Linked DNA regions of Homo sapiens: region 2 is linked to region 1. A link is a loop called in an ENCODE intact Hi-C map of the cell type or tissue named here. Cell type or tissue: Caco-2. All regions are shown on one strand. Links, peaks and the distances in the headings refer to the core of each region. The heading gives the core; the rest is flanking DNA.

Region 1 (5,381 bases), core at 182-5,181:
AATTGCCCATCCCTTTCCTGGAAAACTCATGAATAATCTACCCCTTGTTTAGCACATTTCCATGCTGCTGATAAAGACATACCCGAGACTAGGCAATTTACAAAAGAAGGAGGTTTAAGGGACTTATAGTTCCACATGGCTGGGGAAGCCTCACAATCATGGTGGAAGGCAAGGAGGAGCAAGTCACATCTTACAGATGGCAGCAGGCAAACAGAGAGCTTGTGCAGAGAAACCCCTTCTTACAAAACCATCAGATCTCGTGAGACTCACCCACCATCACAAGAACACCATGGAAAAGACCTGCTCGCATGATTCAATCTCCTCCCACCAGGTCCCTTCCACAACACACGAGAATTCAAGATGAGATTTGGGTGGGGACACAGCCAAACCATATCACACATAATTTTAAAAAAATCATAAAAATAGGCAACCAGCAGCCCATGCTGCTGCTCTGCCCATGGAGTAGCCAGCCATTCTTTATTCCTTTACTTTCTTAATAAACTTGCTTTCACTTTGCACTGTGGACTCACTCTGAATTCTTTCTTATTTGAGATCCAAGAACTCTCTCTGAGGTCCGAATCAGGACCACTTTCCAGTAACATAACTAAACCAAAAGGTTATCAGACACAACTTTCCCTATCAATGAACCATTTAAGCTTTTTATTTGCTTTTTTTGTAAAGTCTCTTCTAAAAGAGGCAAGAGAAATTTTGAAATCTTCTTAGAAGCTTCTGCATATCAATAGACATCCCTGAGTAAGCCTAATTCGGGAGGCTTCATTTTTAAATGCATTTCTTAAAATGTAGTGTTGTTCACTTAGAATGTTTACCATAATTTTAAATTATCTTTGGTATGATTTTGTCATTTTTGTAAGCATTTGTTGTTTTGGGGGTCTAATATTTATACAGTCCATGTAAAAGGTAAGTGCAGCCAGAAAGGTGGAGTACTCAGTTCTTCAGAAATTAAGAATCCCATTTTCACAGAATCTTGGCTTTGGTTCTAATAACTTTGCCAATAACTGTTTCCTACTTCAGTGTACAAAAAAAAAAAAGAACATAAATTCCCTGTGAATTTCTGAAAGCTGAAGTCTGTCCCTCCTGCAGTAATTGTCATTTAATGACAATTTCTGTCTGACCCAGACATCTGAAGCTTCTAACTGGATTCAATCTAGTTAGTTATCGGATCTAATTTGATCATGGACCTAGTTGAGTTTCTGTCACAACTTGCAAACTCAGTCCAGGTCAAAAATTTGCTCAAAGTGAGATAGCTTAAAACACACATCCATGGAGATTTGGAATTAGAGAGAAAACTTACCCACAATCTTCAGTGGTTGTGTGAGAGCAATGGATGCAATGGGTCCAGAAGTTAGCTCATTTGGTCACTTGAAGCTCCTGGCAGTCACTGGAACCTCTACTTTGAATCCCACTTCTGATACAACCTGTTAAAAGAAAAATCTTAGACAAATTAAATTTAGCAGTGTAATTGAGCAAAGAACAATTTGCAAATCAGGCAGCTCCCAGGACTGGAATAGGTTCAGAATGACTCCAGGGCCACAGATTGTATGATTCCATTTATATGAAAGGGCCAATAGATGCAATGTCTGTAGAGACAGAAAATATATTGGTGTTTCTTAGGGCTGAAGTGGATGGTGAGAGGCTGCTAATGGGTATGGGATTTCTTTTTGAGGTGAGAAAATGTCCTAAAATTAGATTGTGGTAATTCTTTCATAACTCTGTGAATACTACAAACCACTGACTTTTCACTTTAGATGAGTTAATTTTATGGAATGTGAATTACACCTCAATAAAGCATTTTGTAAAAACAAAACACAACTGTGCTATCATCTTCAGGTAAATAATTGTCTGTCCCAAAGGCCTGATAACTCCCTGCCACAGTAAGGCCATACGGAAATGCATTCATGGCTTCCACAATTGAGTCATGGCTCGTCCAAATACTGAACTATTCCTACTACTATGTAGGGTCTCACTAAGGTAATTCCCTAGTTTCATATCTGTTAAAACACACTGTATATATCCTGCTTAGGTCAGCTCTACCACCTTCCTGAAGGTGTCCCTCAACACTGACTTCTCTGCTTAGGGAGAGGCCCACAGACATGGCAAAGCTTTTGTTGTGTTGTGTGTGGAAGTCTGTCCATGTATAATTTCCCTGCCTGGTGCTGCTCCTTGCCAAGGATAACCCTGCTCCAAACCTTAACTTTCTCAGCTCAGGGAGCCGCAGTCTTTGAGATTAAAAACCTAAAGAAAGGACAGAAGGCCTCCCAGAGGGGAAAGATGTGAATCTAGCCATAGAAAGAGCTAAATTATGAGTGAGTAGAGATCAGAAAACATCCTATTTTCTGCTGCTTTGCTGTCTTAAATGCTCACGGTATTCCCCAGTGACACATATGATCTTCCAGTCATTCATTACAGTTGGAATAACACTCATATCCTCTACTAGAACCAAACACAACTTCCTCTGCTTGGAGTGAACTGAAATGACATATTGCTTCAGCAAAGCCCTGTGTCTCAATGACCTTGATAATTCAGGTGTCTTAGTAAAAATTACATGCAATGCTAAGATTTTTAAGTTCTATTAATATTATTCACTCCAGGAAATCAAAGAAAGATTTAGAATTAAAGGCTAATAACCTCCTTTGTGGGGTGGAATAGAAAATATTCCAAATAACTTGTGATTCTTATTCTGAAGAAAAAAGTTCTCTTCTCTCCAGTTTTCAAATTGCAAATTAAGGTGAAAATAGAAAAGTGATATTTGACCAACTTGACATATTCTATATAAATTACACTGGGTTGTAAGTTCATTGGAAAAGACAAAGTAATATGTGATTGCAAACAAGTTACTGCAGAGACCTGTTCTACCACATTCAGTTTTCACTGCGAGATGACAATGAGATTCTTGAGAACTTGTCTGCTTTATCTGTGGTCCCTTTAATGTGTTAGCATCAGCTATATCCATCAGAAAGGGGCAGGAAGCAGAATGCTCCACTGCCATCATTCATAAAGTTAGGAAACGTACTTGAGCCTCTCTTTGTTCTGCCAAGGAATGTAAATAATGCCATTTAGTATGTATAATAAATCACGAGAAACTTTAAATCACTACCTAGCAATTATTAACCACAAATGTGGCAGATGAAGGACAAGTGCAGATCTTTGTAGCCAAGAAAATGTCTTAGCCTCCCTAAAGGGACACATATTAACTCAAGGGGTTTTTTTATTTGTTTTTTTGTTTTGTTTTTGCTTTTGCAGTGGGTCTTTCTTTTTTTCAGAGTTTTAAACTGTGCATAAATGAATGCTGAATTCCTAACTCCTGAAGTCCAGATCCTATATCCAAATGACTATTCAACAGATGCACTTAGATGTGTAATAAGCATCTCAAACTCAATGTTAAGAACTGAACTCCCCTTTTCCTCCTCAAACCTGCTTCTCCCAGTCTTCCTCAACTTAGTTATCAGCAACTCCACCCTTCTAGTTATGTAAGTCAAAAATGTTTGGAGTAATCATAGATGCTTCTCTTCCTCTAAATCCCTACATCCAATATGTTAGCAAATTCTGTATAATCTAGCTTCAAAATGTAACAGATACTAACTATTTCTCATCACTTCCATTGGTATTGATGCCATCATCATCTCTTACCTGAATTATTAGCAACAGCCTTCTAACTAGTGCTCCATTGCCTTTTATCAGTCTGTTCCCTTCCCAGCTGCTAGACTGATTTCCTTAAAACATGGAGCAGATCAATCACATCACTCTTCTCAAGTACCTCCAGATGGTTTCCATTTTACTCAGACTGAAAACAGAGCCCATACAATGGCCTATGAGGCTTGAAACAATTTACTCTATCCCCTTTCCTCTCTGATTCCTATCATACTCCCTCTTACTCCGTTCTAAGTTTGCTGGGCCCCATGCTTTTGGTCAAAAATACCAGACCCAGAAACACTTCAGCATCTTTAAACTTGCTGTTTCTTCCCCCTGAAATGTTCTTCCCCCAGGTATACACATGGCTCCTCCCTTCATTTTCTTCAAAACTTTCACACATCACCCTCTTCTGTAAGTTAGTTTTCTGCTCTCCATTGTGCTCCTGAATTCATTAATGCTTCCCTTTGGCAGCTGTAATTTATTCATTTCACTGCTATCACTACTTTATCATATGAATATATGACAAGTTATCTAGTCCATTGTTGCTTATCTAGGTTGTTGTCAATGTTTTGCTAGTACAAAAAAATCCTGCTATAAACATTCTTGAAGATAACTTCTTGTGCAAAATTCCTGGAGTAGAGATAGATTTGTGCATCTTTGATTTTACTGTATAATGTGAAATTGTTTTTTAAATAGTGCTATCAATTTACACACTTACCAGTATTGTATGATTGTACTGTCTGCTCTACAACCTTTCTAATACTTTTATTATTGCCAACCTAGTAGGTTTTAAATGATCTCTAATAATTATTTTATTTCTATGTTCTGGCTCCTAATGAGATTGGGCATTTAAAAATATTATTATTGCCTGTATGCCAACAGGCAACAAATGACAAATTAAGATAATCAAAGGGACTAAATGCAAAGATGTGCATGTAGTATAGGAGAAACCAGGGATATCAGCCATAGAGCTGTTTTCACCTCCAGGTCTAAAAGGCTGAGTGGAGGGAGAAATTACTGGAAAACCCAGAACAGAGACTTGTAGAGCAGGGACTTTTATTTGAAAGAAACAGGCAGAAGGAGTAAGGAAACAAGGAGAAGAACTATCTCAACTTCATTCTCCTCCTGCCTGATCTTCTGCTAAAACATCAATGGGAATCGCCATTGGCCAAACCCAACTGGAAGTCAGAGGGTATTGGAACCCTCCTGATGTATTCCACAGAGGCTAGGATCCTGGTGCAGAATTCAGGATAAAGTAGGTGATATTGTTTAGTTGTGTCCCCACCTAAATCTCATCTTGAACTGTAGTTCCCATAGTCTCCACATGTCATTGGAGGGACCCAGTGGGAGATAATTAAATCATGGGAATGATTACCCCCATGCTGCTGTTCTCTTGATAGTGGGTAAATTCTCACAAGATCTAATGGTTTTATAAGGGGCTCTTCCCCCTTTTGCTCACTTCTCTTTCCTGCCATCATGTCAAGAAGGACATGTTTGCTCCCCTTCTGCCATGGTTTTAAGTTTCCTGAGGCCTCCCAAGCCATGCAGAACTATGAGTCAATTAAACCTCTTTCCTTTATAAATTACCCAGTCTCAGGTAGGTATATAGAGGCAATAATAATAATAATAATAAATTTAAAAAACAAAACAACAGATAAATGCATGAGCAATTTGGCTTTTCTATGAGGTACCTAGTCAACACTTTTGACCATTTTAATATTAGCTTATTT
Region 2 (5,381 bases), core at 118-5,117, 160 kb after region 1:
TGGCATTTATAGTGTACCATGTCCTTTAACTTAGAACTAAAGAACAAAGGCATACATTTTCTGTTATTTCAAGACTACTTTCTGGCTCTAATTTTTGCTAAACTCACATCTGAAATACTGCTTGCCCACAGGTAGTGTTGGTAGCACCCAGGCCTTTTGAATGGTTGATAATAAGCTGTTCTTTTAGAAAGTTATTAATGTAGGTCCTCTTGGTGTTAGTAGCAATTACTGGGGAAAAAAAAGTTGAGTGATCGGTGGAATCAAGGAATAAGCCTAGATTTAACAAAGTTAAAAGGCTTCATTAATGCAGGAGTCGTTGCAGCCTTGAAAAATGATGTCTGTGATTCTTTTAATGGCAAATTTAATGGGCAATATTTCCCTCCACCAACAACTTGACCATGAAATCCTTTTTTCATGAAGGTATCTCTTGGGAAAGAAAGTTAATTTAGAAATTGATATTAGCATGAACATTAGGAAAGCCTTTAAAATAGGTTGACTCTGCATTAGAATCAGACATGGTTCCAATCTGGGCTCTGCTGCTTATTAACTATGTGCCTGGACACGTTGCAAACACCCTTCTGAGCCTCAATTTCCTCAGCTGTAAAATGAGAACAGGAATACTTCAGATTATGTTTTGAAGATTAGAAGAAACTGAGAAATGGCCATGTAAATTGCAAGGTATTTTAAAGATATAAACTATTAAGAAAATAATTAGTATAGCATTAAAAGTTGATCTAAGAATGTTTGCCCTACTCATTTTTTTAAATGTGCTTTGACATTAGATTAATGATCTGTAGTAATCATGTTTCCTGATGTTGTAAAGGTGAGTTGTTCTATTTGAAACCTTTCAAATACAGAAATATTAATTTTAGGAGAAATAACTAAAACATAATAAGGCAAATGTCTCTCCCCTGCCCCTCCCAGTCTGTGACACACTTTCCTCTTTTGCCCCCTCTGGCCCTCAGGCTCCTGCACAGACTGCGTGCAGCCCCCTCCCAGCCCTGCAATCCCTGAGCTGGAGTTGCCCCTTGGTTGGGTCCAAGTCACAGGGGTGGGGGGCCTACGGGCCAGGAGGAAGCCACACTGGCCTGCGGCCTGCGTGGAGGAGGTGGAGGTACCCAACATGGCTGGTGGAGCATGAGCGCCCCAGATGGCAGATTGGAGGCTTTCAGCGGGCTTCCTCCGCTTGGAATTAGCAACATAGTGCATAAAGGTCAACTCTGTGAGCTTTAATTGAGGAAGGGAAGCAGCAGTTCACTAGAATAGCAAAGGATACCCCAGACTCTGTGGAGAAGGTGGGCAAGCAGCCCCCACGTCGGCGTTCTGCTGATAATGTGTGAAGCCCTAGTATGTGAGAGGAACAGCCAGTCTCCCCTTGCGTTTCGCCTTTCCGCTAGTGATCTGTGCAGCCCAGGCCAAGGGAGAGCACCCTGTTTCTGCCAAGCCCGGGAGCTAGTTTGGGGAGAGGCTGAGATACCGAGAGGGAAAGACACTGGGAAAAGCTGCAGGCATTTTTCCAGACCTGGGACTGAGAGGACACTTTTTTTGTTTTGTTTTGTTTGAGACGGAGTTTTGCTCCTGTTGTCCAGGCTGGAGTGCAATCGCGCGGTCTCAGCTCACTGCAACCTCCGCTTCCCGGGTTCAAGCGATTCGCTCGCCTCAGCCTTCCCAGTAGCTGCGATTACAGGCGCCCGCCACCATGCCCAGCTAATTATTGTATTTTTAGTAGAGATGTGGTTTCACCATTTTGGCCAGGCTGGTCTCAAACTCCTAAGCTTAGGTGATCCACCTGCCTTGGCCTCCGAAAGTGCTGGGATTACAGGCTTGAGCCATCGCCCCCGGCCGAGGATACTTTTTTAAATCTGGGCTCATACAAAGTCGGTCGTTGTTTGGTAACCTGGCAATGGTAGCCACGGCAGGCATTTTAGTCTTGGGCCAGAGATTGGAGCATTTGCTTTGGAGCGAGGGAAAGGTCCCCACAGCCGGAAATGGGCAGTGAGTTTGGAGAGTGCCTAGCAGTGGGTGCTGAAACTAAGCTCTCTCTCATCCCAAGACTGGAATGGGAGGAGAATTGCAGAAGCCTACTGCGTTTCTCCTGAGCAGCATGACTTGCAGCCAGGGACAGCTTTGCGACCTGAAGCAGGTCTGTGTGGGTCACTGATGGGTGCCTCAGACTGCTTCCTTGGTCAGTTGAGGGAGAGTGCTTCACCAGCTGCAAGGAGTAGGAGGGAGGTGGACCCCACTCACCTGGAGATCTAACCCTCCGTGTGAACTGCCACTAAGCGAAGGGGGAGTGCAGCCCGCCAAAGTCCCTTTGGGGTCAAAGGAACTATGAGTGCTGTGACAGCCACCAAAGGGCACAACACCAAAGCCTGGGAACAGACTTGGAGATGGGGGTCATCTCTCACTTCCAGACAGCCTCCCCAGTGTACTTTCGTGGACATAGCAGCGCCTCTTCCTGCTGGGTCCCAGGGAGTGTAGGGTGAAAGAGGTGCCTCTCAGGCTTTTCCAGGGGCTCCACCCCCGATGAAGACAAACGGTATGGGGAAGAGGTGGGAGGGCACTCGTGCTTTTCTGTTGCCTCCACCCCTGCTGAAGGCGTGCATAAGCAGAGTTAAGAGCCTCCTGCCAGCTCATCTCTTACTCTTAAGCACCATCTACTGGACTGCAGCCTGAATTACACCACCAAATAAGAATACATTGCTACACCAAGCAAGTCTGAAAAACCCATCATATGAAGCTATCTGCAACCAAGGAACTCTACAGAGCCCTGTTCCCATAACAGCATCCAGAAACAAAGCTAATCGATCTGTTAAAACAGAGTTAATACGGCCGGAGAAGGACTCCATACTTCTGTAGTTTAGACCTTGTGGATGAACTGTAATCTAACTTAATAGGTAGACAAGATTGACAACCTAACTTAGCAGTATGCACCTGTAACAATAGCTGAGTCTTGGCCAATCCCAGCAGTCATACTTCAACCACTCATACACTGCCAAGTGTTTAAACTGTGTTAGAATAAGGCAAACGCCAATCAGTCCAGCTATTTCTGTAACTCACGCCCAATTTCTGTATGTCACTTTCCTTTTCTTGTCTATAAATTTGTTCTGCCCATGAGGCATCCCTGGAGTCTCACTGAATCTGCTGTGTTTCTGGAGGCTGCCGAATTTGTGAATAGGTTTTTGTTTGTTTGTTTGTTTGTTTTTTCTTGCTCAGTTAAACGCTGCTAAATTTAATTTGTCTGAAGTTTTAACAGATCATACACAACATCCACCACAGTCATAACCTCAAGGCAAAAAAGGAATAAAATATCAAAAAACTCCATCTAAATTATAAACAATTCAGAAAAAGAAGTGTCAGCTCCCTCAGATGGGAAGGAACCAGCATAAGAACTCCAGAAGTACAAAAAGCCAGAGTGTTTCATCACCTTCAAAGATCACACTAGCTCCCTAGCAATGGATCCTAACATTAAATGTCTGAAATGACAGATAAATAATTCAGAATATTGATGACAAAAAAACTAAAAGAGATACAAGAGAAAGTTGAAATTCAACACAAGGAGAACAGAAAAAAGATGCAGGATTTGGAAGATAAAATAGCTGTATTAAGAAATAACCAAACAGAACTTCTGTAATTGAAAAATTTACTACATGATTTTTCAAAATACAGTTTGAACCCTTAACAACAGACTAGACCAAGCAGAAGAATTTCAGAGCTCAAAGACTGCTCTTTCAAATCAACTCAGACAAAAATAAAGAAAACAGAATTTAAAACAAAGCCTTCAAGAAATATGGGATTATGTAAAGTGGTAAAATCTATGACTTATTGGGATTCCTGTGAGCGAAGAAGAGAAAGTAAGCAACCTAGAAAACACATTTGAGGATATAATTCATGAAAATGTGCCCAGTCTTGCTAGACAGGTCAAGATGCAGACACAGGAAATCCAGAGAACTCCATGAACTACTATACAAAATGACTGTCTCCAAGGTACATAGTTATCAGACTATCCAAGGTCAATGCAAAAGAAAAAGTCTTAAAGTCAGCTAGAGAAAAGGACTATATCAGGCTATGATAGGAAACCCATCAGACTAACAGTGCACTTCTATGATGGAAACCCATCAGACTAACAGAAGACTTCTCAGCAGAAACCTTACAAGGCTGAAGAGATTGGGGGCCCATTTTTATCATTCTTAAAGAAAATAAATGCCAGGCAAGAATTTCATATCCCACCAAACTAAGCTTCGTAAGCGAAGGAGAAATAAACTCTTTTCCAGACAAGCAATTGCTAAGGGAATTGGCCACCACCAGACCAGCCCTACAAGAGATGCTTAAGGGAGTACTAAACATAAAAACAAAAGAACAATACACTACCACAAAAGCATGTATAAACACATAGCCCATGGATCCTATAAAGCAACTACACAATTGATACTACAAAGCAAGTAGCTAACAACACTATGACAAGAACAAATCCCCACGTATCAGTATTAACCTTGAATGTAAACAGCCTAAATGCTCCACTGAAAAGAAATAGAGTGGCAAATTGGATTAAAAAAACAAGACCCAGCCAGACACAGTGGCTCATGCCTGTAATCCCAGGAATTTGGGAGGCCAAGGCAGGAGGATTGACTGAGCTCAGGAGATTGAAATCACCATGGGCAACATAGCAAGACCCTGTCTCTATTTTAAAAAAGAAAAGAAAACAAAAACAAACAAACAAACAAAAAGACCCATCATTCTGTTGCTTTCAAAAGACACATATCACCATAGTACATGTAATAACACACATAGGCTCAAAGTAAAGGGGTGGCGAAAGATCTGTTATGCAGATGGAAAAAAAGATCAGGGGTCACTATTCTTGTATCAGATAAAACAGACTTTTTAAATCAACAACAGTAGAAAAAGGACTAGGGCATTACATAATGAAGAAGGGTTCAATTCAACAAGATTTATCCTATACACACCCAAGATTGGAGCACTCAGATTTCTAAAACTATTATTTCTAGACCTAGGAAAAGAATTAAACGGCCACATAATAATAGTGGGGGACTTCAACACCTCACTGACAGTGTTAGATAGATCATCAAGGCAGAAAACTAACAAATTCTGAACTTAAATTCAACAGTTGACTAATTGAACCTAATAGACATCTACAGAATACTCCACCCACCAACAACAGAACATACTTTTTTCTCATGTGCACATAGAAAATACTCTAAGATTGACCACATGCTTTGTCACAAAGCAAATCTCAGTAAATTCAAAAAAGATTGAAATCATACCAAGCATTTCAGACTACAGCATAGTAAAAATGAAAATCAACACCAAGAGAAACTCTCAAAACATGGAAACTAAACAACTTGCTCCTGAATGACTTCTGG

What was found. Peaks named below come from ENCODE experiments on the same cell type or tissue, not always from the same donor. Only the 100,000 strongest peaks of a DNase experiment are listed, where the experiment ranks them.
Region 2: it touches region 1 in a loop (2.1-fold over the local background); 2 of 110 quality-filtered maps call a loop at or near these places.

The regions. Positions count from the first base shown.
Region 1 is chr5:103,057,661-103,063,041 of GRCh38, forward strand. It overlaps LOC105379105 (a long non-coding RNA gene), which reads right to left. Exons shown (of 4, transcript XR_948633.2): 3 at 1,313-1,436. Among named protein-coding and RNA genes, the nearest start is that of GIN1, 60 kb to the right of the region's middle. In Caco-2, for the core only: no CTCF peak of the experiment used is centred there; a DNase peak (open chromatin) is centred at 2,971.
Region 2 is chr5:103,222,125-103,227,505 of GRCh38, forward strand. No RefSeq gene overlaps it. Among named protein-coding and RNA genes, the nearest start is that of MACIR, 34 kb to the right of the region's middle. In Caco-2, for the core only: a CTCF peak has its summit at 2,658 (motif pointing left); a DNase peak (open chromatin) is centred at 2,647.